Regions from separate parts of the Mus musculus genome. Here regions 1 and 2 are each linked to region 3. The links are chromatin loops, found by intact Hi-C in ENCODE. Cell type or tissue: left cerebral cortex. All regions are shown on one strand. Each heading gives the region's core, and the rest is flanking DNA. Links, peaks and the distances in the headings are about the cores only.

What was found. Hi-C counts contacts between places; a loop is a spot of excess contacts. Peaks named below come from ENCODE experiments on the same cell type or tissue, not always from the same donor. Only the 100,000 strongest peaks of a DNase experiment are listed, where the experiment ranks them.
Region 1: it touches region 3 in a loop (8-fold over the local background); 4 of 42 quality-filtered maps call a loop at or near these places.
Region 2: a loop joins it to region 3, with 10 times the contacts of the local background. A loop is called at or near these places in 3 of 42 quality-filtered maps.

What each region holds. Positions count from the first base shown.
Region 1 is chr2:28,095,274-28,101,198 of GRCm38, reverse strand. F730016J06Rik (a long non-coding RNA gene) reads right to left here and starts at 5,854. Exons shown (of 10, transcript XR_003953783.1): 1 at 5,662-5,854; 2 at 1,194-1,399. In left cerebral cortex, for the core only: no CTCF peak of the experiment used is centred there; DNase peaks (open chromatin) are centred at 1,834, 2,304, 3,532, 4,045 and 2 more places; H3K4me3 peaks cover 648 bases; H3K27ac peaks cover 2,403 bases.
Region 2 is chr2:28,065,811-28,071,735 of GRCm38, reverse strand. No RefSeq gene overlaps it. Among named protein-coding and RNA genes, the nearest start is that of Fcnb, 16 kb to the left of the region's middle. In left cerebral cortex, for the core only: a CTCF peak has its summit at 4,378; DNase peaks (open chromatin) are centred at 3,024, 3,757, 4,330, 4,872 and 1 more place; H3K27ac peaks cover 2,532 bases.
Region 3 is chr2:28,190,545-28,196,469 of GRCm38, reverse strand. It overlaps a transcript of Olfm1 not described here. Among named protein-coding and RNA genes, the nearest start is that of Olfm1, 12 kb to the left of the region's middle. In left cerebral cortex, for the core only: a CTCF peak has its summit at 3,387; DNase peaks (open chromatin) are centred at 2,568, 3,349, 3,475, 4,766 and 1 more place; H3K4me3 peaks cover 3,195 bases; H3K27ac peaks cover 3,093 bases.

The DNA.
Region 1 (5,925 bases), core at 405-5,404, 95 kb after region 3:
AGGATCTCTTACAGATGGTGGTGTAGTCAGCCTTGGCAGGCCAGTTTGGAATAGCCAAAATGGCTTTTCATGATGCTGAGAACTTTCTAGAATTTTCCAAAGAAGCTTCCACCCTGTTGGTACTGCCTGAAAGATCATAGGTTAGTGAGTTTTCAGTGGGTGTGTCATTTGAAGATAAGAACACTACTGTGTCTGGTGCAGCAGCCAGGGCTATGCGTTGAGGCCTAGCTCTCTTCTCCCTCAGCTGTACACAACCCGCTGGCCCTCGGGCTGATTAGCACGGCAAAGTGTACCGAAACACAGCAGGTTGTCATTGTGGTCTGTACTAGGGAAGCAACCTAGAGCAGCTCAGCCTGTTCCTGTCTGTCCATACAGTCCTCTAAGACTAAGATGGCAAGTGTGCCCCCAGAGCTGGGTAGGGGCCCGTATGTCCTGGTGTCTAGAGGTGAGCTGACTGCCTTCTGTGGCTGCTACTGAGCATGTGCGGCATTGCTTCAGGGAGTGCATCCAGCTTGTTCTGGCCTGAGGGAAGCTTCTGGTGGGATGGAGTGCGGGTGGTAGACGAAGTGTGTTGGAGAGTGTACTCAAGATCATGAATGTGCACACATGTGAGCCTGAGAGAGTGCATGCGATGAATTCATGAGCATTTATGAGCTGTGAGCGAGTGTGTGTGTGTGTGTTGTGAGCCAGTGAGCATATGGGTTGTGAGTCTCTGGAGGTGTGTGCTGAGTCACGTGTCTGTAGGTGCATCCTTTCGTGAAAGTGCCAGTGGTCTCCATCAGAAGAGAGCAGAAGTTGGATCACACACACCCCTCCTCTTCAGCCTGAGGTTTGAATGCAGCCCAGTTATGCCAGGATGAGCCCTCTCATCTACAACACAGGTCCTATCTAGACCTGTCTGCTAGATGTAGTTTCCTGATGGTCCTAGCCAAGGGGCTCAGAGAATAAGAAATGACACCCACGGGCTTCATGTCTGGCTGGACCTCCTAGCACCCTGCATGTGTCTTCCATATCTTAGGGAGTGGTACTATTCCTGGGCATTGGGGTCCTTGGTCACAGCTGCTCCCCCATAAGCATACCAGAGACTTTACCTGCTCCTCCCCAGCGCCTAAGGAATTCTATTTTTTACTTCATTTCAAGGCAAGGGAACTGAGACTGGAGATTGCGCACCAAGTTTTGCAGTAAGGGCCTACCTGCCACTGCCAGGGATCGGTCTGTCCAGAGTGCAGGGCAGCCTGTTTCAGTTGGGTTCAGAGACTGTAGCTTTTCCCATCTCCACTCTCCAGCACACCCAGAGAAAAATCACTGCAGGCCAGGGGAGAGTGAGCCCCGGGGGCACACTCAGGTCATAGTGGGTGGAGACGTGTTTGCAGCAGACATCTCTCAGCCTCAGTTTCCCCTGTGTGAAACAGATATTTGGGTGTGAGCCTTCTTGTTATCAGAAGGTCATTCAGAGAAGAACGCCATCACGGGGAAGGCCGAACTCAGAACAGCTCCTTCCACCCCTGCTCCCCAACCTCTCCCACTCTGGGCAGCTTCCCACCCCCTGCTCACCTACGGGTCACCTTTACGCTTGGTGTCAGGTGTGAAGCAATCAGCCCTGTATTTTGTATTGCATGGTGGGAGTGCAAAATAAATGTTTAATTTATCACTAGCTCCAGGAACAGGGAGAAAAAAATAATAAAAATTCTGTCTCAAGCACCTAGAACATATTATTTACAGCCCCAAACTTTCACAACAATTTGAATGCAAAGCAGGATGGGCTGTATTTATAGCACGATGTCCCAATTGCAAAAGAAGGCGTCTGCGAGCAAAACAGCACTTTCCTTTAAACTGCTCGCTGAGAAACCGGGGAGAGGCTTTGCTTTCCCAGAGAGGCTGCGCACTGAAAATGTGCAGGTACCCAGGCAGAGGGAACAAAAGCGATGAGAAAGGGCGGCGGGCAGGCGGGCGTTGGCAGCCCCCACCGGCGGAGCTGGACTGCTTTCTTTTCATTTAAAATAACATTTTTATTGATTCTTATGCAGGTCCCTGTGAGGGTGGGAAACTGACTGATGCCTCCAGGAGAAACAACTTGGGAGAAAGCCCTTGGTGGTCCTGGTAGCGTATTGTCTCCACCCAGGTGTGGGAGGAGTCAGAGGAACCCAGCTGACTCAGTTTCCCCTCTCTTAGGAACTGAAGCAGCTTCTCTTTCCTTGGGGCTGAGATGATTAATGAGGAGCCGAGGAGAGCTTTGAAGATGAAAAATCTCCCCGCTGTCCCAGGGATTAATCATCGTATAATATAATGCATGTTCCATAGCACTGTGGCGACTTAATTACCTACAGTCACCGAAATTATTTTCCTCCCGCGCCTCCCAGGAGAAATGGTCCCCCCTGTTTTGAGCCCCAAAGCCACAGCCCAGATTCTCAGCGAATCAAAGCTTCCCAGTTTCCCGCAGCCACAGAGAAGCTGAAGGCTTCCAGGGATTGAGAAACAAAGGCATTCAAGTAGAGATGCCTCAGATAGATCGCAATAGGGGGCTGGGGGGCAGGGCAGGGAAGGGAAGGGGACAGAAGTGGCTCTTTGTCACTTGAAGAACTTGCCTATTCCCTTCAAGTCAGTGAAAGTGTCCTTGGTCCCTCACAGAGATGCACTGGTGGGCAGGGAGTACGGGTTAAAACCCCCCTCCCCTTCAGCTGGTCAGCCTCTGTTCCCAGCCGTGGCCAGTAAGACAAGGGACTGTCTCTATTGACCCTTTCTGAGATGATGACCACTGGGTGTCCATTCTTGCTTATCTGGGGGCTTGCCATTGAGCTGTGTGGGCCAAAGCCTATACCGTTTAGTTTGTATTGTCAACTTGACACAAACCAAGTCTCCCAGGAAGAGGGAACCTCAAGCAAGAAATTGACTGTCAGATTGGCCCATGTGCCTGTGTGAAACACATTTTTTTTGATTGTTTCTCCATGGATTCTACTTCCTGCTCCTGCCTGGAGTTCCTGCCCCGATCCATCAGTCCTCAGTGATGGGCTGTCGCCTTTAAGCTGAAATCAAGCCCTTGCTCCTTACATTGGTTCTGGTCACGGTGTTTATCACAGCAACAAACATCAAGGTAGAACCAAGGGCTTTCTCATCTGTGAATGGCACCCTTGGGCTGGCGTGCTTGGATGAGGGAGCTCAGTGGGTTGGAGACAGGTTGAGAGTTCACTTTGTGGCCATTTGTAATGCTTATCTTGACCTCACTGTGACCTTCATTCCTGACAGAAACCATTTGAAGGATGACAATTTTTAAAAAATTTATATATGCTAAGTACACTGTAGCTGTCTTCAGACACACCAGAAGAGGGCATCGAATCCCATTACAGATGATTGTGAGCCACTGTGTGGTTGCTGGGAATTGAACTCAGGACCTCCGGAAGAGCAAGCAGTCAGTGCTCTTGACCACCGAACCATCCCTCCAGCCCAACGGATTGTCCTTGACTCAGTGTTTCAGTGAGTTTCCACCCGTTGTGGCAGCAATGACTCAATCCGTAGCAGCGGGAGCTTGTGGAAGAACTGTCCACATCACAGATGGCCAGACTCTCCCAAGAATCTGCCTCTGACAACCCATTTCCACCTACCCAGCTCCCCTCCTAATGGTCCCGCCTCCTCCCAAAACAGGGCTACCAACTGAGGACTCAGAGTTCAAACCATGAGCCCATGGGTACATTTCACCTTCAATTCATGGCACCATCCATTAATTCAAATTGGCACTCAGCATCCTGGCCACCAGATTAGGTGGCATTTGGATGCCTTTCAAAGACTAGGTCAAGTATTTTTATTATATTTGGCCATTGAAAGAACAGATTCCACTGCAGGGGGGTTGGAAAGCAAACTCTTTCTTGTCTTGACACAGATAAGAAAGGAGAGTCACCCTGGCTTGTGGACACCCCAAAACATTTCTTTCTTATCTTTTTTGTAGGCATCTGTTTACCTTACGTGGCCAAGATCCACCTGGTTGACCTTCTCTTAGCATGGAAACAGGAAGCCTCTGAGAGGAGAAATGGGCTCAATGCCTGTCCATTTGCTGTGTGCTTTCTGGCCACCCACACACCCCCTCTGGGCTTTGTAATTCTGTAGGACAGGGCTGAGACTGCTATGAAAACAAGTAGGCTTCTGGGATAGGAACATACGCTAGTGCTTGGCTTGTGGCTCAGCTGTTGCCCTGTCAGTGGTTGTCTTGGCTGCTCCCCACCTCAGTGGAGTGTTCTGTTCCTTCTGGTTTTTACCCCATCTTATCTTTCAGCAATCACTGATCTCCACCCAACACAGTGCGTGCTTACGTTTGCCTTTATGCACACCCCCAATGCAGGAGGAAGTCAGGAAGTTTCCGAAGGTGACCTGCTGACCATGTACAGGCCCAGCGTCCTGCTCAGTAACTGTCCAGCAGAGGATAGGAGCCTGGAAGGGCTGCTTGGGAGGGGTACTTGGGTCTGAGTAGAGAAAGAAGCCCATGCACAGGAGATGGCAGAGAGTCTTGGTAGTATGGCTGGAGGAAGCTGTCTGCTCTGTGGCTGACTGCTTAGCTGCCCCTCCCCAGAGGCACATGCACAGTGTCAGCAGGGACCTTTCTATGGCCTTTCTCTCACCATAGAAAGGTCAAGGCCATTGGGCACAGAGTCTCTCTGCTTAGATAACCCTGCTTGGGTCTGTGATAGACTCAGCAGCAAACTGTTGGAGGGCTGTTCACTGGGAGAGAAGCCACTGGCCTGAGGCAAAGAAGGGCTTGCGGTTGTTTGGAACCCAGCTGTCATGGAGAATCATATCCTACCCTGCTCCTGGTCCTCACCTGGGACGGAGAGGCCTCTGGATGGTGAAATTAGTCTTGGAATCTTCTTCTGAACCACCTTGAAAGCTGTGAGTTAACTGTGCTGTGCTCAGTGTTCTGCGTGACTTGTGAGCATGACCCTGGCCAGCATCCTGCACCCAGTTGCAACACTGAACTAAGCAGGAAACCCCAAGTCGCCCGACCCTGGACCTTAGTTCTGGGTTATGTTTTCAGAGTCTGGCTTCCAGATCCAGCCAGTCCAGATGTCACAACCTCAGCCAGGTCACATCCCACCATGCCTTCCACCCTCAGTTTCATGGGGTCCCTTTAGGATTCGTTACAGTGGCTCTAAATGCAGTCTGTGCTTCTCCCCAACAAGCCAGCGTAGGGAAGGTGTCGTGAAGGCAGTGGCCAAAACAGAACCTCATCTGGAACCAGGAGACTGATGCAGGCAAGCCTTGGTTAGCACCAAAGCAAAACCTATCCATACGTTAGGTTCCCTGAGTCATTTTCAGGGCCGAGAGAACCTCTCAAGATCAACCTTCATCAGCCTTCCATCCATCCATCTACCTATCCACCCATGCACCCACTCACTAGTCTACTTGCTCACCCATCCATCTGTCCACCAGTCCATCCACTTATCTACACAACTATCCACCCACTCAACCACCCATCCACTTATCCATCCACGTATTCATCTACCCACCCACCTATCAGTGAGTCTATTTGTCCATGCATCCATCCATCTGTACATCCATTTGCACATCCACTCATGATCCATTTATCTACTCACCTCCATATCCATCCCAGTTAGGGTTCCTATATCTATGATAAAACACCATTACCAAAAGCAATTTGGTGAAGAAAGGGTTTACCTCAGCTTAGAACTCTCAGGTCACACTCCATCACTGAGGTAAGTCTGGGCAGACACAGGTCCAGAGGCTATGGCAGTGGGGTCAGCTGAGTCTATCAGGCAGCCCTAACAGGATGCTGTGGGAGGAGTCTGCACAGAGGAACAACAGCACACTTTTCTCTCTGTGCCTGGTTCTGTGTTGGGGGTGAGGGTCACACAGGGACCTTCCAGGCTGCAGCTCTATAGCATGGTGGAGCTCCAACTGAGAGGCATGGGAGGTGAGGAT
Region 2 (5,925 bases), core at 405-5,404, 120 kb after region 3:
ACATGGGTGCTGGAAATGAACTTGGTTGTAGCCAGTGCTCTTAACTGCTGATCCATCTCTCCAGACCATGCACCCATTTTATGTCGGTTCTGGGTACCTAACTCAGTCCTCGTACTCTCAAGGCAAGCCCCGACTAGCTGAGCATCTCCCACACTTTAGTGTAACTGCTAGTTTCACCTGATGTAAGATTCTTCACTGGCAACCGGTTTTTGTTTTTGTTTTGTACCTTATTTTGATTTACTTGATTGTTTTTGTGCAGTGCTGAGGATAGACCCTCGGGCCTTCCGTGTGTCAGGTAGAGGATGTTTTCCCAATGCACACCTCAAGACCTGGCACTTGGACTATGCGTGGTTAATTTGATAGGTATGTTTTCCGCAGGAAGTTAGATGAAAGCCTTGTTCTTCGGGTAAAGACCCCACCACCACCACCACCACCACCGCTATGTGAAAGTCTGATTACTACTCCTGAGTTTTTGGTTTTCAGTCTTAAAATGTCCCTTCGAGTCCATCCTATGGCACCTAGGTCTTTGATGGGGACATCACCATTTGTTCCAGAAGAGTTTGGCATTATTTCCTGAAGTTTGAAGTCTTTGGAGATTCTGACTCAGATCAGGACTCTGGGCTATGGGTGTCCTTCTTCAGGATGGCCCATTTCCCTGATTTTCTGTTCCCCCCTAGATCCTTGCTTCCTTTATGTCTCCGTTCCTCTGCATTCCCAATACACCTGGGTTCCTGCTCCCCTAGGCTCCTGCACCCCTGGGTTCCTGCACCCCTGGGTTCCTGCTTCTTTGGGTCCCTGATGCCCCTGGGTCTCTGATCCCCCTAGGTCACTACCCTTCTGGTCCCTGCTTCTTGGGTCCAGTCTCCCCTTGAGTTCCTTTTCCCTCTGGGTCCTTGTTCCTTCTGGTTCTTTGCCCCTATGGGTCTTAATCATTTGTTTTTAGAAGGAATCTGACCTCCCCGACCTCTTCTAATTCATTAAAGTAAATGGACATCTATACCTTTTATGTTCTAATTTGAAATGTAGTTTAAGTTTTTTGAAAAGTTTATTTTACATAGCATTTTGTTTTATCTTATACATGTGAAATTATACAAAATTTTATTTTCTGTACACAGAATCGTGAATTTTTATGTAAAATAGTTTGTGGCTTTTATTTCTCAACTTTACAGCTATTTCCCAGGTTACAAGTGTTTGCATATTTAGTTTTCAAATAGCTACTAACTCACTTGAGGAAAAGGCCATTCTTTTATCGTGGATTTGGACCCTGCATAGCATTCCTCGTGTGTGTGTGTGTATGTGTGTGTGTGTGTGTGTGTGTGTGTGTGTGTGTGTGTGTGTGCAGACTTCTTGCTGCAGTTGAGTTTTCTCCTAGGAACGAGTTCTCTGGCGAGCATGCTGACTCAGAAAACGTGCACTGTCACAGATGTGGGATCGAGAGGCAGACATTCTCTGTCACCAGTCTGATCCTCACTGAGGGGATGTCGGGGGTGGGGGGCTGTGGACACGGGGCCTGTGGGATGTCTGTTTGATGTACTGCCACAGGGCTTTTGTATGTAGTATAGTTACGTGTGCACCCACGCATGCCAACACTGGGTGTCCTCCTCTATCACTCTCCACCTTATTTTTAAAGATAGGGTCTCTCACTGAAACTCGAACTTACTGATTAGCCAATCCTGCTGGTCACCATCCTCTAGGGAGCCCCCTTCCCCTCAGCACTGAGGTGACAGGTGTATACTGTCACCACAGCTGGTTTGCTAACCAGGTGCTGGGGCCTGAAGCCAGGTCCTCTTGCTTTACAGCTGGCTTCCCAGGGACCATGTGGCTTTCCCCATGGCTCAGAATCCACAGGGAGCTTTTAGAGTCTGGGTGGAAGGGAGGGTCATGATTCCTTTTTGAGTCTTCCTGGATGGTTGTGATGGGCTGTCAGGACCTTGGAACTTTGTTACTGCAGATGATTATGGGACAAAGAAGAGCTGATCCTCTGGTTGTCAGAGAAGAGCTCACTTTAGAGCTCTGGTTCTCAACCTTCCTAACTCTGCGACCCTTTAATATAGCTCCTCATGTTGTGGTGACCCCCAACCATAAAATTATTGTCGTTGCTACTTCATAACTATAATTTTGCTACTGTTATGAATCATTACATAAGTATCTGTGTTTTCAGATAGTCTTAGGTGACCCCTTGTGAGGGTCATTCGACACCCACACACACACACACACACACCAAGGAGTCACCACCAACATGGTGAGAACCACTGGTTTACAGGGATGTGATGTCAGAAGGAAACTGGGTGGAACAATCCTCCCAAATAGGAGTCGCTCAGACCCAGTTTTCACAACCCAGGGTAAGGCCAACTGAGGCTTTCAGGCTGCTCCTGTTCACATGACCCTGAACTTCCACACCCTGCCGTTCTGCTGAACAATGTGGATGGCCATGTCTGTATCCACAGCCAAACATGTCCTGTGATGGGAGCTTAGGGTATGTTTCTGACCTCAAGTCCTTTATCTTGGCTGCCAACCTGAGCAAACCCCTTTCTGCAGCCTAGTGTGTGGCTTTGGACACCCTGCTGTGAAGGTGCCTAGGCCCACACAAAGTCCACTTCCTCTGAAAATGCAGAGTCTCCTTTGTGGGAAGGCCCTACATGTCTAGAGGGATGGTCCTGCCTCTCTTCACAATGCGGCCAAGTCGTCTGTGCCTGTGGGCTGCAAAGCCTTGGTGGATATGGGTCATGGGGAGCTGAGAGGCCCATGGTCTGGGTGGACAAGACACACAGCTGGCAGCATCTCAGTTCTTATTGTGAAATATGGCGACTCTCCCTTTAATCCCACTTAGGGGTTAGGACTCCATACCACAGGATTGTAAAGCTCCTTGAGTCCTAGCCACCAACTTGGGACAGATGGGTTTTCAGATGGTCCCTAGTGCTGTTGCCTTACTGGCTGGGACTCCTGACACATGGTGAGGTGGGTGGTGGGTAGGAGGGACAGAGTCTCTGCACAGCTCCAGGAATCACATCATCGGTCGCCTCCCACCCATATGTTGCAGGCCGCCGAGTCGCTATGACAATGACAACAGCATAAGTAGCTCAGAGCCACTAAAGAATAGCTGAGGAGCCCAGTGGAGGCTGCACTGGCACGAAGCCCAGAGAGCTCCAGGCCTGCTCAGAGGGGTGCGCGGCTCCTCCACCCGGTATCCTCCCTGTTGCCGCCCTCTCAGATGCAGTGCATTTGAACAAAGCACCTGCCACTCTGGGATAGACACAAACTCACTCTTGCTGGTGCCTGGGCATGGTCAGAGCAGGACACAGCAAGGAGAGTAGGCCCAACATGGAGTCCTCTCCCCCAGCCTCACCCAAGCTCCCCAAGATAGTCCTCAAGTCAGTGGGATGTGTGCCCTGCCTCTCTGTGTATCTACTGCCCTGAGGCCATCTCCCTGAGATGATCCAGGCTCAGGCAGGAGGAAGTGTGTGTGGTGTGTGTGTGTTTGTGTGTGTGTGTGTGTGTGTGTGTGTGTGTGTGTGTGTAGTGTGTATAGGTCAGAGGACAAACTCAGGTGTTGTTCTTTGGAGTCCCCCCCCTTTTTTTTTTGAGAAATTTTCATTTTCCCTCACTGGCCTGGAATATGCTGTGGTGGTTAGAATATGCTTGGCTCATGAGAAGGGGCACTACTGGGGGTGTGGCCTTGTAGTAGGTGTGGCCTTGTTGGAGGAAGTGTGTCACTGTGTAGGCGGGCTCTGAGGGCTCCTAGTGCTCAAGCTTTGCCTAGTGCAAAAGAGAGCTGGCTCCTGCTGGCTGGGTTCCAATCAAGGTGTAGAACTCTCAGCTCCTTCTCTGGTGCCATGTCTACCTGCAGGCTGCCATGCTTCCTGCCTTGATGATAATGAACTGAGATTCTCTCTGAAGCTTTAAACCTAATTAAATGCTTTCCTTTGTAAGAGTTGCCTTGGCCATGGTATCTCCTCAGAGTACTGAAACCCTAAGACATGTGCGTAGTAGGCCTTCTGGCTGGCCAGAGAACTCACAGCCAGCACTGGAATCACAAGTGTGCACCACCATGCCTGGCTACACGTTTCTGGGAACAGGATTCAAGTCCCTCCGGCTTGTGTGACAACACTTTAGCTACCTCCCAGCCTAGAGGGATTTCACAGCAAGGCCGAGTCACTACATTAAAAAAGCTGGCTACCTACAGCCATTTAAAACTTTCTCTCTCACTCTTTTAAGGATCTGGAAATGTGTGGGCATTTTCCATGACAGAAAGCCCTTGGTCTCCTGTAGCCTTCAGCTGGCTTTGTTCCTGCTTGCCAACTGCTAAGCTCTTTTTTTCCTTGTAACACCTAGCCAGGCCGCCAAGAAAAAGAAACACATTCTGTTAGAATCCTGTTTTCCCAGCTCTCCCCTGGGGGCCATAAAGGATGTTCCACGCATCCGCCCTCAAAGTTGTTGCAGGCAACACATTGATCAGAAACGAGGCTTCTGCCACGCAGCCCACTATCAGCACTGAGGTTTGCGCTGTAGATTTAAAGCAAAAAGAGATCCATTATGGATTCCTCCATGAATAGCAAGAGAGCATATGGGTATTGTGACAGAAACCTCAGGTCAACATTGCATTGCCCCTGGTACTGCTGTGAAGCCTGGCAGAGTGTCTTGGGATTTTCTACATAGCACAAAAGACTCAGGGGCGGGTAAGTGTCGGCTGACCATCTGAAAACTGAACAACCATAGGGGCTCCATCTACTGCCTGCCTGATGGGTTTAGAAATGTGTCCTTCCCACAGGAAGAGGACTAAAGATCAAAGTGAGCACATAGCATTGCTCTGTATGTAAACATCTCCCACAGACACTGTTGGCCAGAAAGTCCCCTGGCATGATGGGAGCGGGGGTTCTATAAAGTTACAGCCTCTTCCCTGTAGGTGGGTGCTCTGGGTGTGGACTGGAAAACGAACTGTCTATATTTGCACTCAAACTGTGAAGTGCAGGGGCTGGAGAGATGGCTCCACGGGTGATGTGCTTGCTGGGTAAGCAGGAGGCCCTGAGTCAAGTTCCCAGCATCCATGTAAGATTCAGCCATGATGATGTGTGCTTGCAGTGACAGTGCTGAGGAGGCAGAGGCAAGAGGCCCTCCTGGCGCTCTTGACCAGCCAGTCTAGCTGAAAGAGCAAGCAGCAAGCTCCAGGGACCGTGAGAGATCCAGTCTCAAAAAGTAAGGTGGGGAACAAAGGAAGACATCTAACATTGGCTTCTGATCTTCTCATGTGCACATTTCAGCAAATGCACAAGCACACAAATGTGCACACACATGCATAGAACACACACACACACACACACACACACACACACACACACACACACACACAGAAACGCACCCAAGTCTGAGAGGTGGGGAGGGCATCCTGACTCTGGAAGATTGTTTGGAGAAACTTAGGCCAAGCTGGTTAAAAAATAATCAGCTCATACTTCTGCCCTGCTAAGTTTCCAGTTGGAAAGTTTGTTGGGTGCTGCTGTAAAATGCCCTCTTGTCTCGGGAAGAGCATGTGCAGAGGACTCACAGAAGCAGGACACTTCCTCAGGACTCTCAGGAGGGCTTGGTGCCTGTGGGTGCTCCCAGAGCCTGTGGTATGTACAAGAGGTTTAATTTGTGTAATTTGTGGGGAAGAAAAGAGAAGTCGGGGACCTGTCCTGGAGGATGGAGGAAGGGAGATCAGGTTTGGGGTCTTCATTTCTGTTGCTAATCATTGGGCCACCGTGCTCCCTCCTGAGGCTCCCTGGTGATGGTCCATTTCAGATAGAATTAGATTAGAGAAAGGAGAAGCCAAGGGATGGGAAAGTGGTCCACATATCAGCACATTGCCACAGCAGAAATGATGAGGCAGGAGGCAGCGGACAGAGTGAGAAGAAGCCAGCTAGTGAGTTATCTCCATCAATGGTGGACTCT
Region 3 (5,925 bases), core at 629-5,628:
GTGGCCAAGGAAGGCTTGTTACAGGAAAGGGCCACTGAGTGGAGCAGATGCAAGAATGGAACAGGCTGGCTGTGGACAGACAACAGAGAAGTTGATGAGGTCAGCCCATTAATCTTCCTTCTAAAAAGAAGGTCAGGCTCAGAGAGGTGAAGGCCTGACTCAGTGCTTAGTGTGACTAGTAAGAACAACCTCCCTAGGTCAAGGTCACTGCTGCAGAGCTTCCCAGCCCTTACCTAACTCCCACAGATCAGGATTCTCTCTAAGCTGAGGCTTGGGGTGGGCTGTGTGTAGGCCTGGAGACCAGGGAGCCCTAGTCATGCCCCCAACCCAGGACTACAATAAACAACCCAGTGCCCCACTGGGAGGCCCAGGATGGTGTCACCGACGCTAGCCTCAAAGAGCACCGATGTCATCTTTTTAGTAAAAACCAAACAAAGCCACACCAAGCAACCTTCTGTCTGAGGACAAAGTTCAGGAGGGCTACGGCTTTGCATGGCACAAACTGTCAATCAGTACTTGGCATTTGATTGAATGGACCAGCTTGAGCCAGCTGCTGGGAGAACAGATGGCCCAGCACGTGCTCCATGCCCCCACCTGCCTCCCGAGATCCTGCAGGCAGCCCTCGTTATGGGCTGGGCTGGCCTATCTATCCCCAGCTGGTTCCCATGCCCACCTGTACCGATCTACACTCACCACCCTGGGATCTATGTCCCCACTGTTTGCAAGAGCTGAAAGCAAATGTGGCTATGAGGAGCACTTCCTCTGTGGCTGTGAGGAGCACTTCCCCTGGCCTGGCTGCAGGTGGAAGAGCAAATGTGGCTGTGAGGAGCACTTCCCCTGGCCTGTATGGAAGTGGAAGACAGATACTTTCTGAGGCCCAAAGGTGTCTGAGTGTTTCTTGTCACAGTAGGATTAAACAACAGATTTCCAGGCATGGATATCCTAAGGGACTAACTGACTCAGTGCAGCCCAGCCTACCATCTCAAGCTGTCACCACTGACTGTGAAAGCCACCTGTCCCCATCCCAATGGGGCCCCTGACCGCATAACCCAGGCAGAGAGAACTGAGCCTTCCTAGACTCAATGTGGTTGGGTGATTTGAGAGCTCTTGGTTCATGAGATTTGGACCTGAAATCCCATCATTGTCAGGGTAACAGGCTTCCCAGGCAAGGTTCTACAAAGAAGACTTCAGGGGCTCTGTTTGGAGAGGTGAGGAACCTCAGAGCTCAGATTCTAAGAAAGAACCTTCCAGGCAAGCAAGTCACAACTTCATCGCCTCTTAAACACTGGCTTGGGGCCTCGGGAGCTGGCCACGGTCCTGAAGGCAGCTCACAGGGAGGGAGACCTTTCTGGAGCCCAGAGGTGAGGTTCCTGAGTGTGCCAGGGTCTGTTGAAGGGCCTTGCTGGAGCGAAGGCTCTGTTAGGACAAATGGGCAAACACCATCATAGAGACAAAGCGTCTAACTGAAGTTGAGCTAAGTTTTCTCCCCATAACAGCAGATCTTTGGAAAGACAGGTAGGGGATTTAGGAAGGAAAAGCCTCTTGCGATTGGACAATTGAGATGTAGAGGTTCCCAGAAGGGGGGGGGGGAGGGGGAGTTGTTAGGGCTAAAGGGTCTATGAGGAGAGTCACTTCCAGGACTACCCAGGGCCAGCTATCTTTATGCCAAGATGTGATGGAAAAAGGCATTGCCCTTTGTAAGGCTGGCACTCTGCTAAGCAAGATCTGTGTGGCTCTTTTTGGCACACAGGTGTATGTGGTGTGCATGGTGTGTGTGTGTGTGTGTGTGTGTGTTCATCCATCCATGCATGCCCCATGCCCAGTCAGCACCCTCCTCCATGCTTTCTCCAGACAGACCAAGGAAACTCCCATTCCAGAGTTCCACAAAGACCCTCTCTAGGGCTAACTGGATGGCGGTCCAGGAAACTCCAGGCAAGAGTCAGAGGGCAAGTGGGAGACAACAAATTCCACTGTCCGGTCGAGTTTGAACTGTGTGTCCTGGACATAGGCAGCTAAGCCAGCAAGGGCTTCCTTGAACAAGGGAAGCTCACTCTGAGTCTTCTGCCTGTGGTCTCCCAACTGCTTTCTGGTCTCTCCTCTCTTTTGTTTCCTCTTTTATTCTGAGAGATGGACAGAGGGAGGCAGGGAGGGTCCAGGCACCTGAGGTTGGGACTAAAAGGGGGGCTGCCCATCAACATCCTGGACTTTTGACTGCCAAGAGTCGAGGGGGGGGGGTGTTCTTAACTCAGACCAAGGCACAGTGGCACCACACAAAGGGCATTTTAATGTCACTCTTGAGCAACCCAAAAGCTGGCAGACTCTTCCCTGCCAGCCTGAACACCCTAGTAGCAAAGCGGCCTCCCAGCTGGGAGCGCACAGCCTCCCAAGCTGCAATTTTAAAATGGAGAATACCCTCTCAGACACACACTCCGGTCGGTACATTGTTCTGGGCAGATGAGCGCTGGGCATCTCCAGCCTTCCCACATGCATACAGCGCATCACTGATGTCTCTAGTTGCGTGTGGTCACAGTCCCCAAATCCTCCACAGCCAGCCAACAATGCACCCGAGTGCCTTGCAGCTGCCCTTCCAGGGCTTAATGGCACCATGCCCACCGCGCAGAGGGTAGCATTGTTCCCAAAGGGACAGTCGGGCCACGGAGGGGGGTGTGTTGGGAGGCAGGAGTTAGGTACCTCCACTGGCAAGAATGCCTAGGGGCTCGGCTGTCGCCTCTGTGTTCCCTACCAGATGACAAACCCAGGAAAGGAAGCCCCCAGTTTGCCCTCTGAACTTCTCGGGAGTGGGGAGGTGGTCTTGGGAGAGGGGATGCTGTAACCCTCTTATACAGAGCTGGGGGAAACCAGTCTCTATCATTCTGCACCCCTCCCTCAAGCCCGGGGCGGGCCGGCACTCCAGTCCCCTCCTCAGTCCCAACCCTGGGGACAGCTCCCCGACTTTGCCCGGCTCACGGTGGCCCTGGCAGAGGAAAATGGCGTTGGTCACACGTACTTGGGTGAGTTCGGTGCCCATCACCAGGAGGACCAGGAGGCTGAGGAGCTTCCGGGCCGGTTGCATGTCTCACAGCCACTCCGACGACCTGGCGTGCGGGGCCTGGGTGCTGGCGACCGGCGGCTGCGGGGATGTGAACGCGCTCCCGGCTGGGGTTGGGGCTGGGGCTCCGGCCGCGGCTCGGGCACAGGCGGCGCCTGCTCAGCAGCCGGGGCGGGCGGCGCGCGGGCTGTGCTGCGCTGAGCCTCCGCTCTGCATATTTATGGTCCCGGTTCCGGCGCGACTGCCTCTCGGGCAGGGCTGGGCTGGCGGGGCGGGGGCTGCGCTTGCTTTCCCTGCGCGCCAGGCGGGTCCCCGCGCGCCCGAGCTCGGCGGAGAGGCGCGCCCTGCAGAGCTCGGCGGCGCGCCCGGGCTGCAGCGGTGCCAAAAGTTTGCTCGGTGAGGGGCGCTGGCGGGGGCGGCGCCGAGGGACCCGTGCGCCTTGCTTGCCCGGGGAAGGGAGGAGGGAGGGCGGCGGCCGGCGAGGAGGCAGGCTGGGACAGGATGTGACATCAAAAAGGCGGGGGAAATTGAACTGAGCCAGACAAGTCTATCCTGGCCAGTCTTAGACCAAGGGGAACTCAGGGACCCACTCTGGAGACTCAGCCAGGGACCGCTGAGTGGTGACAGGATGGCACCCGGGAAAGTACCCAAAGAGGTGGTGTCCAGAATGGGTGGAGTGACATCCTCAGAGACAAGGTCCCATAAGATTATCTGCACAGGTCCCTCCTAGATGGCCCTTAAGGATCAGGGTGACAAAGATGTTGAAACATGGAAGGGAAGTCAGGTCACCTGAGACGGGAAGAGGCCTTTCCCATTCCTCTAGGGTGGTTGGCTAGGGGCTGAAGCATGCGCAGGGAGAGGTGCTGTGTTCCATACCTAGGTGGGGTATGTTGGTGTGTGTGGCACCCACACAGGTGGTTATACACATGCTGTGGTGTCTATCTTCAGGTTGTCACTCTCTTTACCCCACAAACCTATGATCAGGAGAGGAGCACCCAAGAGGGTCCAGAAGAGAATCCTCCAGTGGGTTCGGGCCAACTAAACCCCTGTGGGCCTTACCTGTCCTTGTCCCTTCTCCTGGCCCTGGAGTCCCCCAGCTAGGGTGGAGATACCCTATTCTCATACCCAAAGCCTTGACTGTAGGGGGTTTGTCTCAGGGCCAGGCTTGTCTTCCATTTAAATTGTACACTTTGGGGGAGGAGTTCCCAAGCTGTTTGCCGAGAAGCCTAGCTGCCGAAGGCTTTGGAATCATCTCAGATGATTTGTTCCCATTGTTTTGCTTTCAGTCTTAGGAAAATGAACTCTATAAAGAAAATCCCCAATAGCAAATAGCAGAGCTGTGAGGGAATGTAGCTCCATGCTTTTATGTCACAAGAGAGGATAGGGAATGGGCTGGGGTGGGTAGGGTAGGTGGGAGGGGTTGGGGGGGGGCTGTGGTGTGGGACCCAGGGAGTTCCAAGCAAGATGGGGTGTGACTTTCTGTGTGGGTTTCAAGAGGGGCTTTGCAAGGACCAGTTCAAACCCCAGGGAGCAGACTAGAGGGAAACTGGCCTGGTCTATGCTTTGGAGCATGAGTGGGCCACAAGGTGGCCTCTTTTAGATCCAGTGGCACAAAAGTGGTATCATTTAATATCATTCCTTCTGTGTCTGGGTGAGGCTCATCCCCATGGTAGCTAGCACCTAGCAAATGTCTTTCCTTGTCACTGTAGAGAAGTGTTTCATTGGGTGTGGCTATGAGGATGGGCGTGGCTATGTGAGTGGGCATGGCTATGAGGGTGGACCTTGTTTCTCTGTGCACTTGTTCAGGGATTATTCACATTTGGGTGTTTTTCTTCTTGACTAGTGCAGAAAGCTTTGAGTGTAAACACCTGTCTTTGGTGCAGCCTTTAATTCTGAAGAGAAATGGGCCAGATGGTTGTGCAATTTGAAAAGTAAAGGTGAGCTGAGGTGATGGTTCAGTTTGCAAAGCACTTGATGCTGTTGGAACAGGAAGACCTGAGTTTGGATCCCTAGGATGCTTCTAAGAAGCTGGGCATACCTGTAGTCCAGTGCTATCTATGGAGGCAGAGGCAAGGGGATCCCTCAGTTTGATGGTCTGTCAATGAGAGCTCCAGGTTCAGTGAGAGGCCCTGCCTTAAAAGTTGGAGAGCAGGAGATGGAGATAACTAATGTTATCTACACACGCACACACATCCTACATAGACACAGGCATCCACGCACACACACACACACACACACACACACACACAGACACACGTACATGCACACGTGCAAACACATGCATGTATACATGCACACATAAGCATGCACATACACATACATACATGTCCACATCCACACTCGCAAACACACATGTACATGTGCACAAACAAATGCATGCATGCAAGCATGTGTGCACAGGCACACACTCATGCACACTTGCACACACACACAGGACAGGAGAGAGATTAGACATTACCAGGACTAAAGGGAGAAGAGTAAGGAATGATTACTGAGAGCAAAGTCAGGTTTGAGGTTTTGAATGAGAAAGATTTTGAAGATGGAGGGAGGGAATGACTAGACAGATTGGTGACTTACTTGTGTTGCTAAATTGGACACTTAAAATTTTACATATTGGATATATTCTTGTCCCAATAAAAATACAATAATTTAATAGACCCCAAACCTTTGACTTGATCACTTCAGGTTTATTTTAATTTATGTGTATGTGTGCATGAATGTGTGTGTCTGTGTGTGTGAGTGAGTGTGAATGTGTGTACCATGTATGAGAGTCCCCACAGAGGCTAGAAAAGGGTACTGGTTCCCCTGGAGCTGGAGTCACACAGGTGACTGTGATCCCCCTGGTGTGGGCACTGAGAACTGAACACAGGTCTCCT